Linked DNA regions of Homo sapiens: region 2 is linked to region 1. A link is an interaction called in ENCODE POLR2A ChIA-PET data of the cell type or tissue named here. Cell type or tissue: GM12878. All regions are shown on one strand. Each heading gives the region's core, and the rest is flanking DNA. Links, peaks and the distances in the headings are about the cores only.

The links. ChIA-PET counts read pairs that join two places held together with the same protein. Peaks named below come from ENCODE experiments on the same cell type or tissue, not always from the same donor. Only the 100,000 strongest peaks of a DNase experiment are listed, where the experiment ranks them.
Region 2: POLR2A ChIA-PET joins it to region 1 with 6 read pairs; 3 of 35 experiments call an interaction of 5 or more read pairs at or near these places.

Annotation. Positions count from the first base shown.
Region 1 is chr5:132,355,918-132,360,311 of GRCh38, forward strand. MIR3936HG (MIR3936 host gene) reads right to left here. Exons shown (of 8, transcript NR_110997.1): 4 at 4,163-4,199. Among named protein-coding and RNA genes, the nearest start is that of MIR3936, 7.5 kb to the right of the region's middle. RefSeq lists an enhancer at 2,357-2,406. In GM12878, for the core only: no CTCF peak of the experiment used is centred there; a DNase peak (open chromatin) is centred at 2,244.
Region 2 is chr5:132,434,566-132,438,959 of GRCh38, forward strand. The region is part of intron 2 of CARINH (colitis associated IRF1 antisense regulator of intestinal homeostasis); the gene reads left to right. Among named protein-coding and RNA genes, the nearest start is that of LINC02863, 10 kb to the left of the region's middle. In GM12878, for the core only: no CTCF peak of the experiment used is centred there; no DNase peak of the experiment used is centred there; H3K4me3 peaks cover 668 bases; H3K27ac peaks cover 2,391 bases.

The DNA of each region.
Region 1 (4,394 bases), core at 110-4,109:
ATGAGTTAAGACTTTGGGGAACTCTTGGGAAGGCATGATTGTATTTTGCAACTTGAGAAGGACATGAGATTTAGGAGGGCCAGGGGCAAAATGACATAGTCTGGATATTTATCCCTGTCCAAATCGCATGTGGAAATGTAATCTCTAATGTTGGAGGTGGGGCCTGCTGGGAGGTGTTTTGGTCATGGGGGCAGATCCCTCATGGCTTGGAGCTGTCCCCACCATAATAAGTGAGTTCTTGAGAAATCTGGTTGTTTAAGGGTGTGGCACCTCCCCCCACCTTGCTCCTGTCTTTACCATGTGACACACCTGCTCCCCCTTCACCTTCCACTGTGAGTAAAAGCTCCCTGAGGCCTCCCTAGAAGCTGAGCAGATGCCTAGTGCCACACTTCCTATACAGCCTGTGAAATCGTGAGTCAATTAAACCTCTTTTCTTAATAAATTACCCAGTCTCAGGTATTTCTTTATAGTAATGCAAGAATGGCCTAACACACACTGGTTCTACAAAAAAAAAAAAAAAAAAAAAAGGAAGAAAAAAATTAATTTAAAAAAATTAGCAGGGTGTGGTAGCATGTGCCTGTAATCCTAACTTCTTGGGAGGCTGAGTTGGGAGGATCCCTTGAGCCCAGGAGTTCGGGGTTGCAGAGTCATGATCATGCCACTGCACTCCAGCCTCGGGCACAGAGTGAGACCCTGTAGCTAAAAATATAAAATAATAAAATAAAACCAGTATATGAGTGTTAATCAAAGAATGAGTGAATAAATGAATGAATAAAGTGAGTTTTTAAAGCGTGAAAAATAGCCAGGTGTGATGGCTTATGCCTGTAACAACAGCACTTTGGGAGGCCAACACAGGAGGATCACCTGAAGCCAGGAGTTTGAGATCAGCCTACCAGCCTGGGCAACAGAGCAAGACTTCATCTCTTTAAAAAAAAAATAAACATATATACGTATGTAATGGCGGGGGGCTGGGGTGGTGGTGGGGAGGCATGAGAAAAAGACCAGAAGAAAGTAGGCTCAGCTGGGCACAGTGGTTCATGCCTGTAATCCCAACACTTTGGGAGGCCAACGTGGGCGGATCACCCAAAGTCAGGAGTTGGAGACCAACCTGGCCAATATGGTGAAACCCCCATCTCTACTAAAAATACAAAAAAATTAGCTGGGCATGGTGGCGTCTGTAGTCCCAGCTACTCAGAAGGCTGAGGCAGGAAAATCACTTGAACCTGGTTGCAGTGAGCCAAGATCACACCACTGCACTACAGCCTGGGCAAAAAGAGCAAAACTGTCTTAAAAAAAAAAAAAGGCCAGGCGCATTGGCTCACACCTGTAATCCTAGCACTTTGGAAGGCTGAGGCGGGCAGATCACATGAGGTCAGGAGTTTGAGACCAGCCTGGCCAACATGGCGAAACCCCATCTCTACTAAAAATACAAAAATTACCAGGGCATGGTGGTGGATGCCTGTAAGCCCAGCTACTTGGGAGGCTGAGGCAGGAGAACTGCTTGAACCTGGGAGGCAGAGGTTGCAGTGAGCCGAAATCATGCCATTGTACTCCAGCCTGGGCAACACAGCAAGACTCCATCTCAAAAAAAGGAAAAAAAGAAAGAACGTAGACTAAGGTATTAACAGTAGGTATGTTTGGATGGTCAGATTATAGATGACTTCTGTTTTATTTTTTCCAGATTTCCATACTTTACAAATGCTTCATATATTACTTTTATAATCATAAAGCAGTTAAAAAATAAAAACTTACTGAGTGTTGACTAAGTGCCAGGTCTTCAGAAGCATAGATGAAGAGCATGAAGAATGCAAATTCATGCATCAGGCTGGGCATGGTGGCTCAAGCCAGTAATCCCAGCCCTTTGGGAGGCCAAGGCAGGTGGATCACTTGAGGTCAGGAGCTCAAGACCATCCTGGCCAACACGGTGAAACCCTGTCTCTACTAAAAAAATACAAAATTTAGCCAGGCATGGTAGCGGGTGCCTGTAATCCCAGCTACTTGAGAGGCTGAGGCAGGAGAATCACTTGAACCAGGGAAGCGGAGGTTGCAGTGAGCCAAGATCACACCACTGCACTCTAGCCCGGGTGACAGAGTGAGACTCTGTCTCAAAAAAAAAAAAAAAAAATTCTTGCATCAGTGGGCTTAGTCTAGCCTGGTTATAAACTCCTGCTTGTGGCCTTAGCAACTTGCCCAGTGCTCCCCTGGGGCTTAGCCCTGTGGAGGCTGAAACCCAGGTCAAAGTCATGTTCTCCAATCCAGAGCTGGGTGTCTCTCTCACTTCCTTTGAGCAGCAATCACCTCTACCCTGATTTAGACCAAGCCAAGCTTGCTATGCTGAGGTAACTTAGCTTATCACCAAGGTTATATTTAACAGACTGCTGAAAGGATTATAAAAAATTATGGGGATTTGAACTATCACCCAATGCCTCCGTCTGTTGACACAGACAAGTTTAAAGCTTGATTTTGTGAACCTTGAGATGATCTTCCTCCAGCACTGCAAATGTAATCCTTCTCATCTAAAACTCCCATTCTAATGCCCTACTGTGCTCCTGCCCCTGCAGAGCCCTCCAGCTCACCCTCCTGCAGTTGTCTTCTCTGTGACTGAGTCCTCTGCAACACATATTCCATTGTAGACATGCAACTCTCCTCTTTCAAGTACATCCCTGGTTGTTCTCTCCATCTCCTTTCCTTGATAGAGATCTGGCTTCTTTCTGAGCACTCCACTAGCCTCATGGCTCTGTCTCTCAAAGGAAGGCTACTCATTTTGCACTATCCATGATCCTGGAAGACAAGAGCTGAGCAGGCTCTCAGCATTCTCCTTGCTTCCCACTGCCATTTCTAAATCATAACTCCTTCACCTTCACATACATAAAAGACCTGCTCAGGTTTGTGCTGTGCCCTCCTGGTTGCTGTTACCAACATCTGCCTGGTTGGTTATCCACATTCTGTGAGCTCTCTGACACCCAGCCCAAGGTGCTGGTGACTTTTGTGCTCAGGAAGATGAGTAGTGCTACACCTTAGCCTCGCAGTACTTGACCTTCACCTATACTTCACACTCTTGCTGCTGAGGACACACCCTGGGCCTCTCATCAGTCACAACAGCTCCATCTCACTCTAGGACCTTTGTTTTCCTCCCAACTCTTCAGCTCTCACCTGATATCATTTCCTTTCCCTTTCAGTTTATACCTTGTGATCCCTCCAGCCCATTCATACTCTTGCCACTACCCCAGTCCTTTTGTTTACTAGTCTTGCAAAGGCTAAGCTCACAATAAGTCAAACCATTTTACTCTTCACTCTCAATCCAGGATGCTGACTTAAGATACAAGAAAGAAGGGGGGCTGTTGATGGGTGCAAGGAAACATGGGTTGAGAGAGTAACAAGTGGGCTGAGGGTCCAATTGTGATTGGAAATGTAAATGTGTCAAGACACCAACTCACATGGTTGTGTGATTTCCTCCAGTGACCCAGGGTAGGAGTACAGTGACCAAATGGTTGGATTTAGGGCCTTGCAGTAGAGGTGAATGGAATGATAAGACAACGAAGGAACTGAGATAGACGGAAGCAAAGGGCCATAGTAGTATCTAAATTGAAGAGGAAAGGGAGTAAAAGCATAACTTCTGTTGGGCCTAGTATGTACACTGTATCCATCTACTTTCTTTTTCTTTATTTGGGGTATATGAGAACCTGGCACAGTGTTAATAAGACCCAAGTGTTCAGAAGAGAATGCAAGCCAGGCTAATGAAGGTGGCAGGAATAGCACCATCTCTCCTGGACCATTCACCACACACAAATGTGACTGCGGTGACATGGAGATCTAAAATGATCTAATGCAGCCAGTTGGTAAGGGCTCAAGGCTAGATTTCATCTTTCAGGGTAATGAGATGTAGCATCAGTAATTGAGAGTGCAGGCTTGAAGGCAGGGGGCTACAATCCAAGAACACCAGGGGATTCCTGAAACCTCAGATAGTACTGAACACTATATATACTAGGTTTTTTCCTATACATACATACATACGTACCTAAGATAAAATTTAATTTATAAATTATGCAGAATAAGAGACTAACAATAGCTAATAAAATAGAATGATTATAACAATATGCTGTAATAGAAGTCATGCAAATGTGCATCTCTCTCTCAAAATATTTTATTGTACTGTACTCACCTATTTGGTTTACCCAGTTGGCCGTAGATAACTGAAACTGCAGAAAAAAAAAAAAACTGTGGATAAGGGGGTATTAGAGTTTTCCAAAGAAACCCAACTAATAGGATTACAGATATAGGTATAGATCAATAGGAGGAGATTTACTATATGAACTGGCTCATATGATTACAGAGGCTAAGAAGTCCCATGACATGCTATCTGCAAGCTGGAGAACCAGGAAAGGTGATGGTGT
Region 2 (4,394 bases), core at 229-4,228, 79 kb after region 1:
CTGTCAGCAAAACCCAAACATTCATCTAAGCTCCTTCTCAGTTGGAGTCCTCTGGGAAGCAGACACCAAAACAGAATGAAAAGTGCAGAAGATTTATTGGGGGTAAGAAGAGCTAATGCCTATGAAAGATAAAGGAGAAAGGAGCAGAAGTACGGAGAGAAAAGACAGCTTTCAGACTGCAGTCCAGATCTAACTCTGGGACGCAAGAGAGGGAAGGATAATTCTGTTGAAAGAGCATCAGACTGTGATGCGGCTGTAAGAGTGTCTCAACGAGCCCAGTGGGGAGTTCCAGCCAAAGATTGCCCAGGAGAAGAGTCGCACTTTGGGCAGAAATGGACAGGCCCGAGCAACCCTGCCATGTTCTGTCATTGGCTGGGGGCCACCCAGGAGGCAACATGGTCTGACTTGAATGGTGTGGATCCGAGGCTGCAGCCTGTCAGCTGTCTGCACTCCATGCAACAGGTCCTTTGAATGGCATGTGTTCGTGGCTGCCATAAACTGCAGCCTGCCTTTTAGCCTTACCTCCTTTGCTCTTGCTCTCTGACCCCGTGTTCTGGCAACACTGGCCTGACTACACGCCGTATCACATACAACCAACTGCCCATACCAACCCCAACCCTGACCTTTGCTCACTCAGTTCTTTCTGCCTGGAATGCCACTCCTTCCCAGTTATACCCAGCAAAATCCTAATGTGCTTTCAAGGCCCAACTTAAAAATCATCTTCTCTGGTTGACCTCACCATGTAGAATTAATTGTTCCTTGCTCCTATGGTGCTATGTGTATATTAGTACTTCCCAGATTGGAGTATTCTTAGCTGTTTTTTTCTCAGATTTTTGCCTCCTCTAAACCTAGCAAAACGTCAGCACACAGTAAATGTTGACTGAGCTGTTTCCCTGCTCCTCGCAAAGCACCTTGAGGTTGCAGAATTCCAACTCCCGGAATGGTTGGAAGCACACAGTACATGGTCAATAAGTGTTTGTTGACTTGTCTGGGACCTAGTATTGGTGGGGTGAGGTGGGCAGAAGGCTGCTGAGGGTGGGTATTTACTGTTGTTGGGGCTCACCAGTCTGGGGCCACATTGGAGTTTTAAGACTAGAGCATGTCTTCCCCTGTTTTTATTTTTCTCCATGATTTGGAAAGACCCCAGAGGTGGGTTTTTTTTTTTTTAAGTAATCACTTTATTGTCTCTGGTCAACAAATGAGAACTTTTATGGGTCTTCCCTTTTTCAACCACATTTTCATGAGTTGGGATTTTGCATTTCTTCATTACCCATTCTCCTTATGGGTAAAAGAAGAGCCATTATGATACCTAGGATGAGAGCTCCAGGTCAGATGGGTAATCATTTTCAGACTGGAGGCTCATGGGATACAGGGAATTGGGAAGGTAGAAATGATATTTTTCCTCTTCCTCTTTCCCACATCCACCAATTAAAGAACTTCCCTGGGAGTGGACCTGTGGGAAGTGGCTAAGGGTTTCCGGGGTGGGTACAGCAGGGAGTGACATCAGGGCGTGGTGGGGATGAGGTGGGTGGAGAGGACAAAGAGGGACTCTCCACCTTCCTTTGGATCTATGAGGATGTTCCTTGGCCACTGTCCCTCAGCAGAAGGAGGCTAGAGCTGAGGTGGCCACACCCTCCACTCATTTTCAATCCCTTCAAACTGTCAGGCCCTCAGAGGAAACCCTAGGGTTTCCCCACCAAGATGTAAGGGCTGTGTGCCTCTGCCTTCTCTCTTAGGGTGGTCAGCACAGGTGGAAGCAGGGAGGTACTGGGCTGAGGCTTCGGTTGTCAGTGCTAGCTTGACAGCAGTTAAGAATTTTTTTTGTTTTGTTTTTTAAAATTTATTTTTCTGTAATTTTTAATGTAGTTAAAATTTATACATAATTCACACCACTTCAATTTATACATATTGAAACATCACTATGTATCCCATAAACGTATAATTATTATGTATTATCATTGTCTGGGACCTCATATTGTGTGTTATAATGATTATACATATTTACAAGGTACATAATGATGTTTCAATACATATTATGTATAGTGATCACATCAGGGTAATTAGCATATCCACCATCTCAAATGTTTGTCATCTCTTTGTGTTGGGAACAGTCACTATCCTCCTCCTAGCTATTAGCAGTGGTTAGGGATTTTGGAAGTTGTGTAGTGTGAAGAAGCCTGTGGGCCAGAGGTTCTTATCACAGACTCTTTCTTCTTCAGGAGCTATGAACCATCCTTCCCCAAAGTGTTATCAAACTGTGCCTTTGGTGGAGGCATAGCTCTCGTCGGATTCTTTTTTGCCAGAAAGATCTGTGAACGAAACTGCTACTATGTTAACTCAGAGAACAGCCTCCCTAATAAAGAAGAGGATGTGTTCCTACAAGAGCCAGGTTTTAGTTGGATTGTTAGTGTGAGTGATGAAGACCTCAGAATGGCTCTAGAAAGAAGCCCAGATCTCAGCTTTGCACTGTGATTGTCCCCCAGCAACTTTGCATTCCCCCTGTATGGGAATAGGGACCTGTGGATTCTGTTGCCATAGATCCAGAGATTGGACCTAGGAAAGTGAGACCAGGTGGTCTGACACCTACCTCCAGAGCGGACAACCCAGAGACAGAGCAGGCCCCTGCAGGTGTAGGGGCTGGCGGCGAGAAGACAGCTATGTTTACCCTTGTAGACTAGGAATATCAGTATGAATAGACTAGTCCTAGGCTTTGAAATGAATTTTAGTGTTCATTATTATTTGGTCATTCTAAAAACCCCTATTTTGAACCTCCACTTCAGAGAAATAGTTCTGATGTTCTCAGAAAATGTCAGGAGTGTATGGTGCACAGCAGTGGACAACAAAGGAAGAGAAAACCAGAAAAGGAGAAAAGTGAATAAAAAGAAACTTCTCAAATTAGAGCAAAATACTGAATTCAGTTATGCAAGCATACAACTGTAACGTGACAACCTCTCTGATTTTGACAGTCCCCCTCCACTTGTATTTTTAAAGTCCTGGCCACAGTTATAAATAGGGAACCATATCTGTTGAGACTTCCCAAGGGTTACATAAACAGTTTGGATGGTTACATCTTTTTAAACAACAGTTTCTACAAACACTGAAAAAATCCCACTTATTTAACAGTCTGATGCCTTGAGCCAGTCCTGGGAGTCCCTGGGAGGCCTTGCAGAATCACTTCCTTCTGACTGTGAGTGGGGGCAGGGGCCTGGCTTCTTGAGAGAGAGCAGGGGAGGAAGAACCCAGTGTGTATGGGGGCGGGCAGGGAGGAGTGGGGTGGGGCAGAGGGAGGGAGGAGGAGGCCCCAGACTGCTACTCATACAGGCAGCTGTATCTTGTCTCCAGGAGAGAGCAGGGACCCAGGATGGAGCAGACATAGGTCTTCTGGGGACTCAGCCCTTTCAGGAGGGAGTGTGTGCTCTAGGCACACCCTTCCCATTTGACAATCTGATATGAGGTGGAAACAGGGTCCTTGGGCCCCTAAGTCATGTTGGGAATGTTTCCTTCTCTCAAGCCGGAAGAGCTGAGGTTTATCTGAGAAATGCCTATGTCTCTTTTGACACATCGTAGTCACTAACCCCTTGTTCCTGCTCCAGGAGCCTCTAAAAAGCCATCTAGACCAGAAAAATTGGTCTTTTTTAGTGATGGGAGTGGCTTTAATGTCATTCTCCCCTATTTAGTTATGAGCTGTACCTCAGTTTTGTCATTAGAAATATAATTTTAGGTCAGGTGCAGTGGCTCATGCCTATAATCCCAACACTTTGGGAGGCTGAGGTGGGCAGATTACTTGAGGTCAGGAGTTAAAGACCAGCCTGGGCAACATGGTGAAACCCTGTCTCCACTAAAAATACAAAAATTAGCTGGGCATGGTGGTGGGCACCTCTAATTCCAGCTACTCAGGAGGCTGAGGCACAAGAATTGCATGAACCTGGGAGGCAGAGGTTGCAGTGAGCTGAGATCGTGCCATTGCACTCCAGCCTGGGGGCGACAAGAGCAATACTCCATCTCAAAAAATAATAATTATAATAATAATTTTAGTTAAGCGTTCTCCCTTCCCAGATGTCTTTTTAGAAGTGCAGTTAGCTAAAGATACATAGCTCATTACTATAAATTAATTTTATCAAACTGATCCATGCACTTCCATTTAAAGAGGACTCGGTCCAGTGGGTCTTAACCTTTTTTTGAGGTCACACACCCCTTCCAGAATCTAATGGCACACATAGACCCTTTCCCCAGGAAAATTCACAAACATCCAGAATTTCATATGCCACTAGGGGATTTAAAAGACCCCTTTGACTCCACCCTGGGCTTCTGAGTTCTTATGAGAGGGTGGCACATGGAAAAAGTGGTGGTGAGGGGCAAGGAACAGGGACAAAAAAGGAACCTGGGTCCTTAAG